Regions from separate parts of the Homo sapiens genome. Here all the other regions are linked to region 7. Evidence: chromatin contacts called from ENCODE Hi-C or POLR2A ChIA-PET data. All regions are on one chromosome and are shown on one strand. Each heading gives the region's core, a stretch centred on a gene start or an enhancer-like site at or near the end of the contact. The rest is flanking DNA. Distances are from core to core; before and after follow the strand shown. Region 1 holds the start of LBR (lamin B receptor). Region 2 holds the start of ARF1 (ARF GTPase 1). Region 3 holds the start of H2AC25 (H2A clustered histone 25). Region 4 holds the start of IBA57-DT (IBA57 divergent transcript). Region 5 holds the start of LINC02765 (long intergenic non-protein coding RNA 2765). Region 6 holds the start of SRP9 (signal recognition particle 9). Region 7 holds the start of COQ8A (coenzyme Q8A).

Region 1 (2,700 bases), core at 113-2,612, 1.5 Mb after region 7:
TATGTCAAGGGTTAAGACAATTGAGACTTGGGGGTTTGTCAAAAATAAAAGATTTTCTGACTTTGGAGTGCGATGTGCATTTCTGTTGCACAGATCTCCACCAAGGGCAAATTCGATGGCAATGACAATTTGATGTCAGAACTTCTCAGGAAAGGCTCTGATGAACTCATTCACACTGCATGTGAATGACTGAGAAAACTCGATGTATTTTCACTTTTTTTTTTTTAAGAAGTAAACCTGGGTGTTTTGTAGTTCTATGAGAAAATGAAAGCTGAAGCTAGGCTATAGATGAAAAGTTCTATTCATTATTACAATTTAATAATGCTTCCAAAATAGCAATTCACTTAAATATACCTAGTTAGGGTGTTAAGAAATACTTTGATTAAAACCACACTGCAAAATAGGGAACTTCAATGGACTGCTTTAAACTCTCGACCTCAAAGGAAGGAAATCAACTAACCGATAATGAAAACTAGCAGAAAAAAAAAAGCTTAGGATCCGTAACAGATTCGGAGTCAACAATGACATGACTCAGCATTTTGGGGTTCAATTAAAACCAGGCTTGTAGGTTGCAGGTCAAGTTGTGTTTCGGTGTGTAACGCATAAAACTTCTTGTTCCACGCTCCGCGGTGTTGGGGATTTTCTACTGCATCTCGACAGCATCTCGGGTAACAACCGAGCCCCTCCTCGCAGCGTAAGTCGTAGGAGCCCTCGGCCATTCTTCCCCCTCCCTCCCGCCGCCGGTCCCAGCATCGGTCCGGGTTCGCTTCTACGCAGGTTCAGCGGCCGCGGACACAAAAGCGCCCCTGCTCGCCTTCGATGCCGCTGCTTGGTCCAGGGGCTTCTGTGGGATTTTAACACGCTAAGGAGGGCACTCATAGTGTTTTACCGAGAAACGCTTTCGAGCTCGGATCTTTGGTGATCACTTCAAGAATGTATTAGTTTTCTTTGTAGCTTAAAAAAAAATCTCGTTCGCCAAGCCACCTGGCACCCCAAACACTGCTGCGAGCGCTGGGAGGGAAAGGGCGGGAGCGCGCGGGCTCCGTGTGCTGCGAGGGCGCCTGGGCGGCTGAGATAAGGCGGTGGCAAACGTCGCGCTCCGGGCCGCCCCGCCAGACTCGGTTTCCCCCGCTCACCGGCCTCCCCGCCCCCAGGCAGGGTGGGGCGGGGCGGACGCGCCACGGCGCGCGACCAATCGACAGCGCCGGGGATGATTCAAAAGGTCGAGGAGCCAATGGGAGCCCCGGGCGGCCTCGCCGGTGGGGAGGGGAGGCGAGGGGAGGGGAGAAGCGCCGCGAGGCGGGGCCGGGGAGGCGCGCGCCCGGCTTGCGGGACTGCGGGGCGCGAGAGCGCGGCCGGGTAGCGTCGCGCGCGTGGATCTGCCGCCGGGTTGCTGTGCGACTATTCTCCGGGAGCCGTCCGTGTCACCGCCGGAACCTGGCGCAGGTGAGTGCTTCCACCCCCGCCCTGCTCCCAGCTCCCCGCGGCGCGTTCTTCGAGGGGCCGCTGGGGGAGGAAGCCCGAGGCCGGCGCAGCGGCCGGGCCGGGGACCCTGGGCGCGGGGCCTGGCGCGGCGGCCTTCCCCTCCTCTCCTCGCCTCCTCGTCTCCTCCCCTCCTCGCCTTTTCTGGCCCAGTCGGGTGGTCGGGGCGGCGGCGGGCGAGGCTGGAGCTCGCCCGAGCCGGGCCCGCTGCGGAAATGGAGCTGGGGGTTTTAAACTGCGGACGTTTCCCTCCATGTTGGCGGCGCGGCGCGGCTGTGGAGCGGCGGCGGCAGGGAGGGTTCGTGGGCGCCTTTGTCCTGCCCCACCGCAGCCTGGCTCCCGGCCCCTCCGAGCGCCCGTCTGACAGATGAGCAGGCGGCCCCGCGGTCCTGCAGTAGGAGGCTGACAGGGCGCGGCGGCCTGGCGGGACGGGGAAGGGTCTGCGGCCGAGGTGGGCTTAGATTCGCGCTGCTTGTCACTGGCTTTGAGGGTCGTGGTCGTCGCGGTTTGGTGATTCTCCAGGCACACTGCATGGCTGCTCGCTCCTATGCGTTGAATTCCTTCGCCCGGACAGTCTCAAAAATCGGGTATTTAGGCGGGTGTGCGTGTTCCTGCTAAAGCACGGTCCTGCTTTTTCACCTTTTTGAGGGTTCAGAAAAATGTTCTAATGACAGCCAGCCTCGCACTGCCAGTAGCCTCAAGGGGCACTTAGTAAAGCACTTGCTTTCGGAGGGCTTTGTTGAAGGCGCTTTCCCAGAGTGATTACGGGGCCCGGTCGGGTGTTCACACGAGGGCGCGGTAGATACCGTGGTCCGCGCGTGGACACCTGCAGCGCGAGGCGCGGCGCCTGGGCAGTGCCAGGGTGAACAGGCCCCCGGGGACCTTGCACGTAAACACGTGTAGATCTGTAGTTACGCATTGTAGTAACTGGTGTGTGGGAGAAGATGGAGCTACGGAGAAGAGCAGAGGGATCCTAATTTAGATTAGGCAACAAGTCCAGTTTAAGTTTTGTTTCTCAGGCTGCCTGGGAAGAGGGAGAAGAACGAGCAGGAGGGGAATGATGAGCTGCCCAAGGATGTTTATGGGGAAGAAGGCGCTTCTGCCTTTACAGCCAGGAAGGTGGCCTTTCTGTTGCTTCATGAAGCAAAGGGCGCGGAGCAAGGCCCGGGGTTCCTGTTTGCATTTTGCCTAGTGGGGCTACCGGGGCTCAGGTGTGAA
Region 2 (2,700 bases), core at 69-2,568, 1.1 Mb before region 7:
AAAGAAAACTGCTGACCACTAGTTCTGAAACAAGAACTACAACTGCCCACTCCAACAGGGGCAGTGGCACCAACTCTACAGCTCTCAACTAGGCGGCGACTTCGGGGACCATCCAAAGCCTCCGACCTCCCTTCTTTTCCTGCCCGCGATTCCGAGTGCATTTCTGCTCAATTCCTGCAAAGCAGCAACTGGCTGCCTGGACTGAAAGGGAGTGCCAGGAGGTGCCGTCGGAATGGTTATTTAACACTCTAGGTGCGCACGGCTGTCCAGCCCCAATCTCACACGCCGTAACCACCCAGGCTGTGCTCCGAGAGAGCGCTGGGGCCGGCCTCTGCGGCCTAGAGTCTGCGAGCAGGTCGTTCCGCAGGCAGGTTAAAGATTCAGGTAGGTTAAAGATTCACCAGCTCAGAAGAGGCCTTCTTATCTACTGCCGACAACGTCAAGGAAACCACCCTGGAGTTAAAGCGAAGATCGACCGGCCCTCTGGAGGCCACCGGTGCCCTGAGTGCTGACCCCAAATTGCGTCTCACTGGTGTGAAGGGAGGCACTCTGGGCTCCCCCGGAGGTCCACGCATTCCGTTCAGCAGACAGGGAAGGGCACGGGGTTCCTGTCCACCTGCCCGCCCGCTCTCACCACCCCTGACCCGGTACCGTCTTCACAGCAAACACGAACTGGATGGAGTCGGGAGGCGAAGATGCAAGCCCCCACCACCTACATGACCTTGACGGCGTCTCAGGCCGCCCGAGCCTCAGTTTCCCGGTCCCCGAGGCGGGGGTCCGCCCGGATGCCGCTCGCTCGCCTGTACTCGGGTGGGGGAGGCCCCACGACCCCCACCGGCCCCCGCGGCCGCTAATCCCAACCGTCCACGCGCGGGCGGCCTCGGGAAACGAGAAAGGCAGAGGCGAGGGAAGCAGGAAGCCCAGGTTTCCTGGAGAAGAGCCCGGCGTCCAAGCGGACTTCCGGGCGACGGGCGGGGGCAGGGACAGGCAGAGGAGGACAAGCGGCCGCGAGCGACTTCGGGAACCTGTGAGGGGTGCGAGGAGCTCACCGACCCGCCCGTCCGCCCAGCCCCGACTCCGGCCGGGCCCCAGCCTCAGCCCGGCCCGTCTGCGTCCGCCCCCGGCCCGGCCCTGTCGCCGCCGCCGCCGCGGGGGTCGACGTGCCCTTCGCGAACCTCAAGTCGCCCCGAGGCCAGTCCCCAGCCCCCGCCGGCTCCAACGTCTCTGCGGCCCACACCGGCCCGCGCCCCTCGCCCTCACCTCAGAGGCTGCTGCTCCGAGCCAGGCGTTGGTTTTGCTCCCACAAGATGGCGGCTCTGACGGCGGCCACGTCAGCGCCTCCGGGCGCGGGGCACGCCGGGTAAGGGGCGGAGACGCCGGGAACTCCGCCCACCGTGCGCCCGCGACGCAGGCGCGCTGGCTCCGGTAGGGCTGCAGGGGGCGGGGCCGGGGACACCCTGCCCCGGGCCGCGGTCTTAGCTCGCGCGCACCCTAGGGGCGCGCACCCGTCTGCGCCTGCGCCTGTGAGTCTTCCGCGAAGACAGCCTGTGGCTCACTCCCGCCCGTTTGGCGTATTTGGAGACTGAGGCCCGGGGGGCTCCTGCAGCAACTGGAGCTGCGGGGCTGGTTGCCACCTTCCTCCTCCCACACCCGGCAGTCACCGGGAGGCCTCGGGGACTGCGTGAGGACGGGGGTGCGAGGCGCCCCTCGCCGGGGTTGGGGTTCCTGGCTCCCAGGCTGCGCGGGTCCACGTGCCCCGGCCCTGTGGAAACCTGTGGCACTCGCGGGGCCACGGCGGAAGGTCCGAAGGCGGGAGGCTTGCTGTGTCCCCGCACTGGCCTCGGCGCCCCGGCGGCCGCAGTGACGCGCGGGCTCATACCTGGGCCCGGAGCAGACGCCGGGGAGCTGGCCGCAGATGAAGCAAAGGAGGAGGTGGCCTGGGGACCCCGGGGTGAGGCGGGGGCCGTGGGGGTGGGGCCCAGGGTTGGGGACGGCCGCCCAGAAGGGAGGTCACAGTGGTCTCTAATGAGCTGGCCTTTAAGCTGAGATCCAGTTGAGGCGGAGGAGATCCCGCTCTCAGGCACCTGAACAGAGGACCGTTGCAGTCCCTCTGTGTTCCGTGTGCTGGAGGCCTGGCTCTGCCCACCACCCTCAGGTCTTCTTGCCTCTTCCCTTGTGCTGCTGTGAGGGGTTGGGCTTGTGGGAAAGTGTCCCTGCAGCACAGTGCCCTGGGTATTGTGGAGGTCGGGAATCAACCTGATTTGTGCAGGCCGAGGCCCGGGGGCAGGGCCTGAGGGGTGGGATCACTGGGCCTGGCCCAGGCCTCCTGCGCCCCTTTGCTGCCCCCATCACCTACGTTGCTTGCCCCTTGGGCAGGGCGTCCTCACTGCCTCTGGAGGCTGCGATGGGCAGATCTCTCCCCCAGGGCTGCACCTGCGGGGGCTACGAAGGTCCCCAAAAGCGGTGACCCTCCTGCCCCCAAATTTAGTCCCTTTTTCTGCCTGGGGCTCCCTTCCGAAATCTCACCTCTGTGAAGCTGTGGCAGGGTTGTCTGTTTAGGGGAAGGACGTCTCCCACCCTACAGGCATCTCAGATACTCTTGGAAAGCCCCAGGGAGGGTTGTGGATGCCTGTGGAACCTTCTGGTTGTGCTGCCTCTCCCTGCTCAGCCAGAGCGGGGCCATGTGCGGACATTTCACGG
Region 3 (2,700 bases), core at 1-2,500, 1.5 Mb before region 7:
TTGGGAGGCAGAGGCGGATGGATCACCAGGTCAGAAGATCGAGACTATCCTGGCCAACATGGTGAAACCCCGTCTCTACTAAAAATACAAAAAATTAGCCAGGCGTGGTGGGGCGTGCCTGTAATCCCAGCTACTCGTAAGGCTGAGGCAGGAGAATCGCTTGAACCCAGGAGGCGGAGGTTGCAGTGAGCCCAGATTGCGCCACTGCACGCCAGCCTAGAGACAGAGCGAGACTTCTTCTAGAAAAAAAAAAAAAAAAAAAGAAAGAAAGAAAAAAAAAAGAAATCTCGTCGTGAGTTAATAGCTCTGCGCGGAGGGAGGGGATGGAGAGGGGGTCCTTGATCGCCTCCCAACATTACTGAGCTACATCACCTGAGCAGTTTCTACCCCGATTTCTGTAACGAGCAGTTTTTCTCGTTCTGTGCCGGCGCGCGCGCGCACACACACACACACACACACACACACACGGCTCAGATTCGGCCGCACCCGGCAACCGCTAGGGTGCATGGAGACACATTAGGTTACATAACCCTTCACCGTGTTCGAAACCCTTTCTTGATCGTGTGGGTGGCTCTGAAAAGAGCCTTTGGGTTCAGGACGCCGAGGAACGCCTCACTTGGAGCTGGTGTACTTGGTGACAGCCTTGGTGCCCTCGGACACGGCGTGCTTGGCCAGCTCGCCGGGCAGCAGCAGGCGAACGGCCGTCTGCACTTCGCGGGACGTGATGGTGGAGCGCTTGTTGTAGTGTGCCAGGCGGGAGGCCTCGCTGGCGATGCGCTCGAAGATGTCATTGACGAAGGAGTTCATGATGCCCATGGCCTTGGACGAGATGCCGGTGTCGGGGTGCACCTGCTTCAGCACCTTGTACACGTAGATAGAATAGCTCTCCTTGCGGCCGCGCTTGCGCTTCTTGCCGTCCTTCTTCTGTGCCTTGGTGACAGCCTTTTTAGAACCCTTCTTGGGCGCAGGAGCCGATTTGGACGGGTCTGGCATGATGGCTGAGTCTCTCCAAACAGAAACGCGCGGCGCTCGGAGTAACTCTATTTGTACGTTTTGTATTCAAATGAAGGCTCAGGATTTGCTCACTTCTGATTGGATCAAACGTTGTTCTACGTCATCGCTGGGAAAGGAATACGCAAATTAGGAGTGCCAGGTTCTTTTTCTGATTGGCTACCATAGCCATCCAATCGAACGCCGCGGTCTAGCCTACCTCTGTACCATACATAAGGGCTCGCTGGCCTTCACTGCCCTCTTGTTTTTAGTCTCGCTTTTCGGTTGCCGTTGTCTTTTTTCCTTGACTCGGAAATGTCCGGTCGTGGTAAGCAGGGTGGCAAGGCGCGCGCCAAGGCTAAGTCGCGCTCGTCGCGCGCGGGGCTGCAGTTCCCCGTGGGCCGCGTGCACCGGTTGCTCCGCAAGGGCAACTATTCGGAGCGCGTGGGCGCCGGCGCCCCGGTCTATCTGGCCGCGGTGCTCGAGTACTTGACTGCCGAGATCCTGGAGCTTGCCGGCAACGCGGCGCGCGACAACAAGAAGACGCGCATCATCCCGCGCCACCTGCAGCTGGCCATCCGCAACGACGAGGAGCTCAACAAGCTGCTGGGCCGCGTGACCATCGCGCAGGGTGGCGTCCTGCCCAACATCCAGGCCGTACTGCTGCCCAAGAAGACGGAGAGCCACCACAAGGCCAAGGGCAAGTGAGGCCGCCCGCCGCCCCCGGGGCCCCTTTGATGGACATAAAGGCTCTTTTCAGAGCCACCTACTATCTCGAGAAAAGAGCCGCACTGATCCTGCAGTTCTTTATAGGCCGGAGGCCTGATCACCCTAGGCTCATGAATGAGCGCAGTGGCCATGGGGAAGGGCGCAACGGGAACCGAGACCCTGGGGACTGATTGGGCTGCATACTTGCGAGGTGGGCAACGTGTTCTGTTAACAACAGGGAACCCTCGTCCACAGGTGGCCACCCCTTGCTCTTGAGTCCCACCCAAAACCTCTAGTAGGGTTTTAATAACGCTCACCGTAAAGGTGTCTTCATAATTACTAGTGACAAGTTCTCTTGACTCTAGCAAGGTTCCCGTGTGGTCATCAAGTACAGAATGCAATTTCTTAATGATTTATCTGATATTAAAAGTATTTATGATCTCTAAGTAGTTTGCACTTTAATTCTGAAGAGTAAGTCTATGGATTTCTATTTAAATTGCTAAGTTTTAACAATGTGAGCTCCACCAGTGTTAAGATTTAATTTATTTGGCTGGGAATTCTAAAGGTCATGAGGAAAGTTTCAGTACTTAAAAGGAACCAGATTAGTAGATGCTGAAAGGTATAAACCTTTTAAGAAGACTTAATTTGGAATAGGATAATTATTTAAAGGAATTTAGTTTGTTTAATTCGGGTTGGTCAAACATTAATCAAAGATCCCCTTAAATTGATTGCTAAAATTGGAGAACAAAATAATTTGTACACTGTTTTTGAAAAGGAAAACTAAATTTGCGAGTTAAGCAAATTTAAAATGAGTATTGTTAGAACCAGATGAATGATGATACATGTGGACTTTAGGAAAATAACGGTTTGTAACTACATTTTTCCTTATAAAATGGAGGGTTTAAGAGCGTCGGAGACCTCCAGGCAAATTAACTGAAATGGCTGTGTTAATAGCCCCTAAATCCTGGAGGAGAGAGGTTCATTGATTTAATCCACGATAAT
Region 4 (2,700 bases), core at 62-2,561, 1.2 Mb before region 7:
CACCGGGCGGAGGTTTCAGGGATCCAGGTCCCTGGAAGCTGGGCAAGGGAAACCCAAGGCTGTAAGCAGTCAAGGCCCTGACCCGGCATGAACATCACTGACAGTCGTGATGTCAGCACAGATGACTGAGCCAAATGCCAATGTGACCAGCTATGGGGAGACACAGGGAAACACAAGGTAAACAGAACTCGGGAGTGTCACCACAAGCTGTCACTCAGAAACACAGCTCTGCCACCAGGCGGGGCCCCTGAACCCCTTGTCCCTGCGGAGGGAGAAGGGTCACCAGATGGCCCACTTGGGAGGTGCCCACCTAGAGACGCCTCTGCTCTGATATGGTGGGCTGGCCCCCAGGCCTCCCCTGGATGAGTCGCTGACCCATCCCTGGGTGTTGAGCCAAGCCCTCCTCTGGGTGCCCTCCCCCGGGTGCTGGGCCCTGGGTGAGCTTCCCCTGGGTGTCCATCCCAAGTGGAATCTCCTGGGTGCCTGACCCTGAGTGCCAGTCGCTGGCCCACCCACCCTTGAGCTTCCACCCCATCCCGGCCCTCCCCGGGTGCCCACCCCCCACGCCCTCTGCAGGCCCCGGGCGCCCGCCCTGTCCCTGGGTGCCGGTCCCTGGCCACTCCCCTGGGTGCCCGCCCCCGAGCGCCCTCCCAGCACGCGCTCACCCGTACAAGATGACGTCATAGAGCGTCCGGCCCTGCACGTTCAGGAAGTGGGCGTAGCCCGCGCGCGCAGCAGGCGGGGCCCCCGCGGCCGCAGGACTCGGAAGCGGCAGTTCATTGGTCAGCAGCCCTAGCAGGAAGGGCGCCGCGTCGGGGCCACGCACGCGCAGCAGGGTGCGCCCGTCCAGCCGGAAGCAGGCCCAGGCCGCTCCGGCCGTTGGGTCGCCACCAGGACTGCAGGAGCTGTGGGCCAGGCGGCACCTTGGGGCCGCGCGCAGCCGCCAGCGCCAGACCGGGCCGCCGCGCCCCGGAGTGGCGCCTCGAAGCAGCGCCGCGGTCGCCATCTTGGACAAGAGTGGGGCAGCGGGAAGGGCCCAAGGAAGCGGGAGGGGCGGGTGCCACAGCGGCCCCTGGCGGTGGCCGCCGGAGGGAGGCGGGAAGGGGCGGGCGCAGAGTGCGTGCGTGAGGGGTGAACGGAACGTGCGTGCCTGAGGGGCGGAGCAGCGCCGGTTGAGGCCGACTGAGAGTGCGTGCGTGAGGAGCAGGGCCTCCCGAGCTGGAAGGGGCGGGCGGGGCGAGCGTGCCTGCTGGGTGGGTGGGGCATGCGTGTGGGGCGGAGCATCGTGCGCGGGGTGTGTTTCGGGGCGGGGACTCGGCCTATCCGTCAGCACGCAGGCTCCACCCTCGGTAGGTAACGAGGTTTCTGCCGGCCTCTTAAGCGCCATCCCATGTCCCATTCGGTGGCCTTCCTCGTTTTCACCCACCCATGTCGGGCACCGTCACTCATCTCGAGAACCTCTTCATCCTCCCAACCTGAAACTCCCTGTTAAACACCCACTCCCGAGGCCCTGGAGCTCCCATTGTACCTTCTGGCTCCATGAGCGTGCCTCCTCTAGGGACCTCACAGGAGCAGAATCCTACGGGATTTGTCGTTTGCGACGGCTTATTTCACTCAGCATAGTATTCTCAAAGTCCATCCACGGTCTAGCATGTATCAGCATTTTATTTTTATTTTTATTTTTATTTTTATTTTTTGTAAAGACAGGGTCTTGGTTATGTTGCCCAGGCTGGCCTCAAGCTCCAGAGCTCAGGCAGTCCTCCCTCCTCAGCCTCTTGAGTAGCTGGAACTACAGGCGCTAGCCACCACACCAGCTAATTTTTGTATTTTTTTTGTAGAAATGGTCTCCCCATGTTGTCCAGGCTGGTCTCAAACTCCTAGGCTCAAGCGATTCACCGGCTTTGGCCTCCCAAAGTGCTGGGATTACAGGCGTGAGCTACCGCACCCGGCCGCTTCCTCTTTCCTACCAGTTCGCCAGCGTCCACGTGTGGCTGTTGTGTCATTTTTTTCATTTGCTGGACCATTGGGACTTCAGCTGCAGGTGGCAGGAGGCTCCATCCCCAAGTGTCTCCACGGATAAGGACAGGCACCATCCAGCCCACAACCCCTCCGCACCCCTAATCAGTGTGACATGATGAGACACAATCACAGCTTCAAATCACATCCTTGGTAACTTCTGCTTTTTTCAGGCCAGGGTCACCCCCATCATGTGTCTATAGTCCTCTTCAGTGCAGGATTCCAAGCTCCCCTGGAGCCCAGCCTGTCCTCCCACAGGACGTCCTTCCAGACCACAGGACGTCCTTCCAATAACTCTCGTCCTCTCTTCACAGCTGAACTCACAGAGGACAATTTAGGCAGGAACCACACACTGCTATGACATATCCACCCCACCGTGCTTTCTCGAGGAGTGATGTCCCATACCCCCTGCTGAGCAGCCCTGTACAGTGGCCACTTTCCCTGGTAGTAGGTGACACATCTACAAGGTGGCCCCAGCAGCCTTCAGCCCTAGAGTCTGACTGCCCTGGTCCAAGCCATCCCTGCCTTGCTGGCCTCCTGGGGCCCATGCACCCTGTTGACATTCCCCTCTCCACTGCCCTCCACTCAAAGCACCAAAGAAGACTTACTCAATGTGTCCTTATGGTGCAGAGTCCCAGCAAGCAGAGGTCTTTGTATCTGTTGAATAAAAAAATTCCTCATGAT
Region 5 (2,700 bases), core at 114-2,613, 1.5 Mb after region 7:
TTAGCAAATAATAATACCAGATGTCCAGTTACATTTCAATTTCAGATCAATTACAAATAATGTTTTAGTATCGGTATTTTCCAAACATTGCATGGGACATACCTACATTAAAAAATTACTTGTTTACCTGTTAGAGGAGGCAGTTAGGAAAGACCTCTCTGAAGAGGACATTGGGCAGTGATCTGAGTGAAATCAGGGACACAGCAGTGCAGATCTAGGGGAAATAATGGAGACAGAGAGAACAGCAGGTGCAAAAACGTGGCTGAGGAGCCCCAGAAAGGCCAGCGTGGCACGGTCTCCCATTTTAGTGTGAGCTTGTTGAAGTGTGGATTCCAGGCCCTGCTTCTAGTGCAGTAAATATGGGGTAGGTACGGGACCCCATCAAGAAGCTCAGTTCGCATCTATCCTATTCCCTACTCCTTCTCAAGTTTTCAGACACAGTCCAGGGTATGAAATGCACCATCGTGGGCTCAGAGCTGGGGGGAGCCCCTCAAGGACCACCTGGTGCAAACCTCTCCAGTTACTGATGAGGAAACTGAGCTCCAGGGGGTCTTTAAGGACCTCATCCAAGGGATCTGGTCAGAGGAGAGCATGGTGCTTTTGTGCACAGCCAGGTCCAGGTCTTCCGGGGCACTTCTAAAAGGAGTTTGGGGAGCAGCGTGTGGTTTTTGGGGAGCCCCCACCCACTCCCCAGTGCCTGTGGCTTTGAAGCTAGGGCTTCCTGCATGGCCCTGTTGGGCCCTGCTGATCCTAGAGGTCTCACGGCTCATGGCCCAGGGTCCCTAAGGTTGTGTCCACCTTCTGGCTTTCTGGCCCCTTAACCTTTGGCAAATACTTGCCGGTCTAACTTGAGTTCCTTGCTAGAGCTTGTTTCTTTCTTCATGTTTGAAAGAACATAAAAGAGAGAGAAGGGACAGTTAGAGCTATTTATGGAGCCGCAGCCCTAGAAAGCTCCTATCTGTTCTTTCTCCAAGCAGGAAAACCAATTGTAGGCCTCTGACCTCCTCCCTCTCCAGCTCCCAGTGGCCTCCGAGAGCCCCTTGAGCTGCAGAGAGATGCGGACTCTGCAGGCCCCTCACTGCCAGCACCTTCATCACCGAGAGCCTCCACCTGGGCTGGTGGTGGGGGTGGAGAGAATCAAGGAGCAGGAAGAGAGGTGAAGCGACACCGCCGAGGAGCCCCCTGCTCTGTTCTTCATCCTAGACACAGGGAGCACCGGCTTCTCCGCAGCCTTGCCTGGCGCTGCCCTGCAGCCACCCACCCCCCTTCTGAAGGATGCAGCCAGCACAGAGAGAGGGAAGCGAGACAGGAAGTGACCTCAATTTCCCCGGCCACAGAAAGGGCGGCTCCCCCTGCCTCTGCAGCTGGGTGTGAGTCCGCGGAGCTGAGAGCCTTGCCCTCTGCTCCATCCTCCTCTTTTGGGGGTCTCCGCGGTGTCAGGACTTGGAGAGCCTGGTCGTGGGACTTGATCAGAGAGGCCTTGAGTGCAGTGGGTGCTTATCTGGTGACTGTGGCCCTGAGGTCTGGGACAGACACTGCCAGTCTTTCTGGGCCACACCCACGGGGACTGCCAGCCCCCCTGGGCTTGGCACAGTGGAGGGGAGCCTCCACCACAGTGGAGGAGAGACACACCCAAGGCCCTGGATGTGCCCGGCTCTCTGCAGCTGTGGGTGCCTCAGGCCGGCCGCCGATGGGTCTCAGTTTCTGAGGGGGTGGCAGTGAAGTTGCAGAGAAGAAACCTATGAAGGTGCCCTGTCAACTGCCACACGCCGAGATGCACATTGACAGCCCATCACCGCCTCTTGCCTGTCCTCCCCGGGGACCGGCAGATCATGGGAGATGATTTGTCAAGGGGAGACACATTTGGGTGACACCAAGCCGAGCTTCCTGTCTTGAGACGCTTTCTGCTTTCTCATCTTCCTGCTAATGAGTTGCCTTTTGTGTGTGTAAGTTCAGAGGGCCTCTGTCACTGGTGTAACCTCTCCAGAACATTTGAACATGAAACAAACATCATTTCTCTAGATTAAATTAAATTAATTCCCAGCCGCACCTCCTGAGAGGAATCATCCACTGGGTTCCTGGGCGGGGAGGGGTCCTCACTGCATGTGTCAGAGGCGTGTGAACCAGAGCAACTCCATCTTGTATAGGGGCTGGGGAAAATGAGGCTGAGACCTACTGGGCTGCATTCCTAGATGGTTAAGGAAGTCACAGGATGAGATAGGAGGTCGGCACAAGATACAGGTCATAAAGACCTTGCTGATAAAACAGGTTGCAGTAAAGAAACTGGCCAAAACCCACCAAAACCAAGATGGCCATGAGAGTGACCGCTGGTCATCCTCACTGCTACACTCCCACCAGCACCGTGACAGTTTACAAATGCCATAGCAATGTCAGGAAGTTACCCTATATGGTCTAAAAAGGGGAGGCACGAATAATCCACCCCTGGTTTAGCATATCATCAAGAAATAACCATAAAAGTGGGCAACCAGCAGCCCTCAGGGCTGCCCTGTCTGTGGGGTAGCCATTCTTTTCTTCCTTCCTTTCTTTTTTCTTTCTTTCTTTTTTTTTTTTTTTTTTGATAGAGTTTCGCTCTTGTTGCCCAGGCTGGAGTGCAGTGGTGCGATCTCGGCTCACTGCAACCTCCTCCTCCTGGGTTTAAGCGATTCTCCTGCCTCAGCCTCCTGAGTAGCTGGGATTACA
Region 6 (2,700 bases), core at 48-2,547, 1.2 Mb after region 7:
GAGCCCCGGTTTTCCGAGATTTTATCTGCTTTTAATTTTCTTTCTTCTCCGAGGGATACAGTCACAATACACTGGATCTATAATACCCTCCAATAATACCAGCTCCTTAAGGGTTGAACGGAATCTCATTCACCTTTGTGTCTCCCACAGAACCTAATTTAACTTGGGGTCAGTAACACGAGAGTGGGAAATGAATGCAGCATAAAAGAGATAACTGAGTTACAACAAACACAAAACAAAAGAAGCATCATACATAACCAGGTCTGAGGTTTTCAGTATAAAATCCCTTCAATATGCTGAGTTCTAAAAAGAAGCAGAACTTTTAATTAACACGAAGATGCTTCAAATAATTCTTAGACATGACAATAAAATAACCAAAACCTCAAGAGACGAAAAGTAAGACCCGAATGCTAAACTCCCATCACTTGGACTCCTTTGCTTTTTAATAATGAGCTAACCTCTGACATCCACCTCCATTATAATTTTTGTGGGGGCTAAGAATGTATTTCAGAGGTCCATGAATCCCTTAAAATTGTTTGCAAACATTTACTTATACATTTACTTATACCATTTTTCTGAGGAAAGGTGCAAATATTATTCTTATGGTCCCAAAGCCTGTGACTCCCAAAATACTAAGAACCAATATTCTGGGGGGTACAGATGCTTCCAAATTGGAATCTTTCAAGAATGTCTGAGCGGTAGTAGAAAAAACATCATCAGTTTTATATACATGAGGTACCCTTACCGCCTAGGCGGTACAGGAAAAGTGAACCAAGACAAAGGACAGGAAGCTGCAGGGGGAGGAGCCCTGGCTTCAGGGACTCGTAAAACAACCGAAGCCATAAAGGAAGCTGAGGGACTGGGGCGGGAAGATCGATTGCAGAAATGTTTAGGGCTGAGATGAACCTGGCTGTTGCCAGCTTCAGGGCCTCACTGGGCCGCTAGATCAGGGAAGAAGGGGACGAGAGAGCAGAACATTAACTTGGCAGGGTCCATTTGTGTTCATTCCCAGCACCTCCTGGGAGCGCTGGGGAAGCTCCAGGGGCCGAGTGGATGGCGGGAAGACATCCTGGGCTGGGGCCCAAAGCAGCGGCCCCGCCAGCGATTTACCTTCATAGGGTCAGCGAGGTAAAGCTTCTCGGCAGCGCGGCTGAACTCCTCCCAGGTCTGGTACTGCGGCATCGTGGCCTAGAGTGGAAAAGTAAAGAGAAGCAAGGCCTCAGAACCCGGCCCAACAAACTACCTACGTCCGGGAGTCGCCAACCGACGCGAGTCCCAGCAGCCCCAAGATGGCGGCGCCTCCTCGCACCAACGCCTCGCTCCATTGGACAGCCCCGTCCATGCTCGCCCAATGGGCAGGAGGGATGTTGTCAGGGAGTGGGCGGAGCCCAGGGCGTGTGGCTCGAGAGCTGAGCGAGACAAGCGGAGGGCACGGCAACCAATGCCGGCTGCCACAGCGCCCCCGGTAGGGCTGAATGAGTGGCGTCCGTCCCGTGGCCCTCAGGGCTGAACCGCAGCTGCCTTCAACAAAGATTAAGCGGCTCTGCGATAGTCGCTGCATATACGAGGAAGGAGGCGACAGGGCCCAGCTGTCACACAGCTTGGTGAAGAAGCCAGGAGACATAAACACAAGAGTGCAACGGAAAACTTTATATGATAAACATTTATGTCGGGTTAGTGGAGCGCGAAGGAAGAAGGATCTCTTGTGGGTGGGGGGAGACTCACAGAAGCGGTGCAAGCTCAACAGGTAGGCAAGGAAGGGCAGAACACGTAGGCCCATTTTAGATCTGCAGTGTATGTCAGATGACTGGTGTTTAGGAGATGAGGAAGAAGCCATATTATCACTTCTGCAAGGATAAAAAATCTGATCCTCCAAGCAGGAGGATCGCTTGAGCCCGGGAGTCCGAGGCTGCAGTGAGCCATGATCGCGCTACGCACCCAGCCTGGGCTTCAGAGGAAGACGCTGGCGCAAAAGTAAATAAATAAAGAAGATGGCCTGCAGGGGACACCAGGTAAAGGGTATTATATTTTGAGATGGAAAGATTTTGTGCATGTTTATAACTTTTAGAGAAGGACACATAAGAGATAGAAAAATAAAAAATACAAGAGAAAGAAGAAAGCGAGGTCTCGGGAAATATGAAGGGGAAGACCAAAGGCCCAGATGAATAAAAACAGGTGCATTATTGCCTTTGATGGGGTGAGGAGGAGGGAAAAGTCGGGTGAGGGTATAGGTGAGCATGTAGATACGAGGGCAAGAAGGTACATTTTCTTGTCACCTAAGACAGGAGACCACCTTCGTAAATAGGAAGGGTGGTTTTGGATCTTTGAGGAAGCAAGGATGGGTTTGGATCCTTGAGGAGAAGGTTTGGAAAAGCCATTGTGAGAAATGAATAAGGAAGCCTATTAGAAAAAAACAGGTGGGAAGCGGTGGTGCACACCTGCAATCCCAGCACTCTGGGAGGCTGAGGTGGGCAGATCACTTGAAGTCAGGAGTTCAAGACCACCCTGGTCAACATCGTGAAACCCCATCTCTACTAAAAATAAAAAAATTAGTTGGGCTTGGTCGTGGGTGCCTGTAATCCCAGCTACTCTACTCGGGAGGCTGAGGTAGGAGAATCTCTTGAACCCAGGAGATGGAGGATGTAGTGAGCCAAGATCGCATATCACTGCACTCCAGCCTGGGCAACAGAGCAAGACTCT
Region 7 (2,700 bases), core at 181-2,680:
GGCTCACTGCAACCTCTGCCTCCCAGGTTCAAGCAATTCTCCCACCTCAGCCTCCTGAGTAGCTGGGATTATAGGCGCCCGCCACCACATCCGGCTAATTTTCGTATTTTTTTTTTTTCGGTAGAGACGGGGTTTCACCATTTTGGCCAGGCTGGTCTCGAACTCCTGACCTACGGTGATCCACCCGCCTCGGACTCCCAAAGTGCTGGGATTACAGGCGTGAGCCACCGCACCCAGCCGCCTGAGTCTTACAGATGCTGCTCCTGTAGCTCCCCTTTTGTCTCTCCTCGGGAGAAAGGCCTTCCTCCAAAAGAAGAGTCTCCCAAGAGCCCTCCTGCCAGGATGACCTACCCATCCACAGCGTGACAACTGGCAGGCTGGCATCAAGGAATGTTCAAATCCTTTGGCAATCAGGTAGGCCTGGCATGACCAGCTACTCAATCCTGTCACGTAGATCCAAGGCCCAAGTGAACGTGCACAAGTTTTTCAACAGGCTGTAGGCCCGACTCAGGCTGGAAGACTGCACACAAGCCTCTCACCCTTCAGGAACCTGACATCTCTCACCCAAATGGGGAGTCCCAACACCCAAACCTGCCCCTGCAGCACTCCCCATCGCCCAAAGAGGGTTTGGCAGAGGGGCTGTTACCTCTGTGCAATGGGTGAGAATGAGCCTCGGAAAGGTTCGAGTTTAGGGGAGTAAGCCCAAACCACTCACAAGACCCCCCAGAGTTTGGAGAAGAGGAAAGGCCAAAGAAAAGCGAAAGGAAGAAAGGATCAAAAAGGATCCCCTGTCCCAAGTTCACACAAAATTCCCACCTGCGAAGCCCAACAGCTGGCTCCAGCCAAGGAAGTCAAAGTTCTCACCCAAACCTGCAGCCAGCGGCAACGAGCCTAGAGCCCCAGACACACAGTGCAAGGGGGTCTGGGAGTGAAGAACAACATTATTAGAAAGCGAAGCATCAAAGCTGTATTGGCGACCAAAGGGCATGGGCAACGGGCATTCGGCAGCGGGAAGGCGGTCGGGCAAGCAGCGGGCGTGTTCCAGGGACCCAAGGCTCTGCACGTGGCCCTCGTCTCCTCCCCGAAGCAGGAACGAGGGGCTGAGGTGGACCCAGGGACGTGAGACGGCTGCAGAGGACCCACCCTGCAACTGAGGCGCCCCCACTGCGTCCGGACCTGAGGCTCGCGGCCAGCGAAACTCGCGGGGAAGCTGCGCTGTCACATGAAGAGAATGCAAGAAGGGCTGAGGTGGGTGTTGACCCCAGCTCTGGCCGCAGCCAGACGGCGCCTGGGCACGCGGCGGGCCGGCGGGTGGCAGCCTTACCTGGCTGCAGGAAGCTGGGATCCGCGGTCACCTTCTAGCCGCCTCCGCGCCCGCCTCTGCGCGCTGGCCACCGCGCTGACGCCCGCCACGCGCTCCGGATCTGTTTACCAACTCGCCCGCTCCGGGGGAGCCCCAGCTCACAAGCCCCGCCCCGCGGGCCGCTCCCATTGGCTGCACCGCCGTCCGCCTGCCGAATGCCGCTCTGCGCGTGGGAGCGTGCTCGGCCCGTGCTCCCGGCCCGTAGCCAATCGCGACCGAGAGCGGAGCAAGAGGAGCCAATGGGAGGCTACCTTAGCGGACAGGGCCCTCCTGTTCTCCTTTTCCCCACCTCCCGGCTACCTTTCTCTCTAGCAAACCGGGGCTGGAGGCCTGGCTTTGGAGTTGCTGGCCTGCGCGCATGCGCCTTGAGAACGGGAGCCTTTTTCACTGCGATGCAGTGTGCGTGGCCGCAAAGGCACCCCTGCGTGCTTGTTGCCTCCAGACTGGTGCTTGCTGGGCCTCTGCGCGGGCCTGGGAGGGGAGGCTGTGGACCAAGCAGACGCGACTGCGGGGCGTGGAGGGTGCCGCCGCTTTAAGGACCGGGCGATGCCTGTTCTTTGCTCCTCTCTATGTAGCAAGAGCCCCTTGCCCAGGGTCCACAAAAAGCACTCCGAGGAGGGGAAACGCGGCGGGCAAGGCCGCGCACTTCCACTTCCGGCCCTTCGGCCGGGGCCCTTCAGGCTAAGGATGCTTGTTTTGTGTGGCGCCATCCTCAAAACAGGAAGCCTCTGCCACCCGCGCCCCGAGGGTAGAGAGATAGTACCCTCACCGGAGTCGCTGTCCGCCCGCCGGTCTCGTCGGCGTGCAGGTGCCCGCAGTCGCTGACAGCCGGGGTTTTGGAGGGCGCGCAGCCAACACGGGATGGAGCTCGGGTGCAGCCCTCGGCGTCCCCGCCGAGCAGCCCTGGGAGGCACCGCCACCAGCAGCACGCAGATTTGCCCCGTCACTCCCTCCTTAACGAGAAAAGGAACGTATGAGCCAAAGTCGGCTCGACAATTTCCACTCAGATGACCCCAAACACTGGTCTGCAGCTCTGTTAATCGTTCTTGTGGAAAAAAGAAATAACAATTTAGTTTTTCATGAAATGAAATACTCAAGCCAAAGGATTGTTCCTTATTCTGAGCCTCCCCCCGCTTTTTTTTTTTTTTTTTTTTTGGTATTGTGAAACGAAAATTCACTCTGCCAAAAGGAAAAAAAATTAAACTGAAAGCTGAGTCATGCAACTGCCTTTCCTTTTGTTCCTAAGCAGATAGCTACAGATTAAAGGTGAAGTATCTCCACTCTATGTTCACCTTATCTTGTGTAAAGTGCCGATTTACTGAGCGCCAAATACATAA

Evidence for each region. A loop is a pair of places that touch in the nucleus more often than their neighbours do. ChIA-PET counts read pairs that join two places held with the same protein, here RNA polymerase II (POLR2A). Pooled maps may share reads with other maps.
Region 1: a loop to region 7 is called in a pooled map, with 36 times the contacts of the local background. The contact joins the promoter of LBR here to the promoter of COQ8A in region 7. A Hi-C loop is called at or near these places in 2 of 37 single-sample maps with no recorded cell type and 9 of 50 pooled maps. POLR2A ChIA-PET finds 5 or more read pairs at or near these places in 1 of 52 experiments (CD4-positive, alpha-beta T cell).
Region 2: a loop to region 7 is called in a map of gastrocnemius medialis, with 4 times the contacts of the local background. The contact joins the promoter of ARF1 here to the promoter of COQ8A in region 7. A Hi-C loop is called at or near these places in 4 of 168 maps with a recorded cell type or tissue (CD4-positive, alpha-beta T cell, HepG2, gastrocnemius medialis and 1 more), 3 of 37 single-sample maps with no recorded cell type and 12 of 50 pooled maps. POLR2A ChIA-PET finds 5 or more read pairs at or near these places in 3 of 52 experiments (A549, CD4-positive, alpha-beta T cell and PC-9).
Region 3: a loop to region 7 is called in a pooled map, with 8 times the contacts of the local background. The contact joins the promoter of H2AC25 here to the promoter of COQ8A in region 7. A Hi-C loop is called at or near these places in 8 of 50 pooled maps. POLR2A ChIA-PET finds 5 or more read pairs at or near these places in 2 of 52 experiments (CD8-positive, alpha-beta memory T cell and naive thymus-derived CD8-positive, alpha-beta T cell).
Region 4: a map of CD4-positive, alpha-beta memory T cell shows a loop between it and region 7 (18-fold over the local background). The contact joins the promoter of IBA57-DT here to the promoter of COQ8A in region 7. A Hi-C loop is called at or near these places in 1 of 168 maps with a recorded cell type or tissue (CD4-positive, alpha-beta memory T cell), 1 of 37 single-sample maps with no recorded cell type and 10 of 50 pooled maps. POLR2A ChIA-PET finds 5 or more read pairs at or near these places in 2 of 52 experiments (A673 and HepG2).
Region 5: a pooled map shows a loop between it and region 7 (8-fold over the local background). The contact joins the promoter of LINC02765 here to the promoter of COQ8A in region 7. A Hi-C loop is called at or near these places in 6 of 50 pooled maps. POLR2A ChIA-PET finds 5 or more read pairs at or near these places in 2 of 52 experiments (CD4-positive, alpha-beta T cell and GM10248).
Region 6: a map of naive thymus-derived CD4-positive, alpha-beta T cell shows a loop between it and region 7 (12-fold over the local background). The contact joins the promoter of SRP9 here to the promoter of COQ8A in region 7. A Hi-C loop is called at or near these places in 1 of 168 maps with a recorded cell type or tissue (naive thymus-derived CD4-positive, alpha-beta T cell) and 7 of 50 pooled maps. POLR2A ChIA-PET finds 5 or more read pairs at or near these places in 1 of 52 experiments (CD4-positive, alpha-beta T cell).

The regions. Positions count from the first base shown.
Region 1 is chr1:225,426,700-225,429,399 of GRCh38, reverse strand. It overlaps LBR (lamin B receptor), which reads left to right and starts at 1,362. Exons shown (of 14, transcript NM_002296.4): 1 at 1,362-1,446. RefSeq lists a silencer at 946-1,775 and enhancers at 1,608-2,279, 2,280-2,700.
Region 2 is chr1:228,081,326-228,084,025 of GRCh38, reverse strand. ARF1 (ARF GTPase 1) reads right to left here and starts at 1,318. Exons shown (of 5, transcript NM_001658.4): 1 at 1,261-1,318. RefSeq lists silencers at 932-1,031, 1,062-1,881, 1,892-2,021.
Region 3 is chr1:228,456,423-228,459,122 of GRCh38, reverse strand. It overlaps H2AC25 (H2A clustered histone 25), which reads left to right and starts at 1,250. Exons shown (of 1, transcript NM_033445.3): 1 at 1,250-1,759. The coding sequence starts at 1,306. The coding sequence ends at 1,698. It overlaps H2BC26 (H2B clustered histone 26), which reads right to left and starts at 1,020. Exons shown (of 1, transcript NM_175055.3): 1 at 565-1,020. The coding sequence starts at 993. The coding sequence ends at 613. RefSeq lists enhancers at 1-540, 541-1,127.
Region 4 is chr1:228,164,123-228,166,822 of GRCh38, reverse strand. IBA57-DT (IBA57 divergent transcript) reads left to right here and starts at 1,311. Exons shown (of 2, transcript NR_103540.1): 1 at 1,311-1,349; 2 at 2,331-2,700. It overlaps IBA57 (iron-sulfur cluster assembly factor IBA57), which reads right to left and starts at 1,019. Exons shown (of 3, transcript NM_001010867.4): 1 at 666-1,019. The coding sequence starts at 1,006. It overlaps LOC124904534 (a long non-coding RNA gene), which reads right to left. Exons shown (of 2, transcript XR_007066913.1): 2 at 1,641-2,673. RefSeq lists a silencer at 388-1,427 and an enhancer at 532-1,434.
Region 5 is chr1:225,466,435-225,469,134 of GRCh38, reverse strand. It overlaps LINC02765 (long intergenic non-protein coding RNA 2765), which reads left to right and starts at 1,363. Exons shown (of 3, transcript NR_187303.1): 1 at 1,363-1,946. RefSeq lists enhancers at 991-1,270, 1,401-1,660, 1,711-2,010, 2,699-2,700.
Region 6 is chr1:225,776,423-225,779,122 of GRCh38, reverse strand. SRP9 (signal recognition particle 9) reads right to left here and starts at 1,297. Exons shown (of 3, transcript NM_003133.6): 1 at 1,111-1,297. The coding sequence starts at 1,182. RefSeq lists enhancers at 958-1,327, 1,578-1,797, 1,544-2,304.
Region 7 is chr1:226,939,024-226,941,723 of GRCh38, reverse strand. COQ8A (coenzyme Q8A) reads right to left here and starts at 1,430. Exons shown (of 15, transcript NM_020247.5): 1 at 1,325-1,430. RefSeq lists silencers at 1,205-1,364, 1,415-1,724 and enhancers at 1,995-2,094, 2,285-2,334, 2,069-2,700.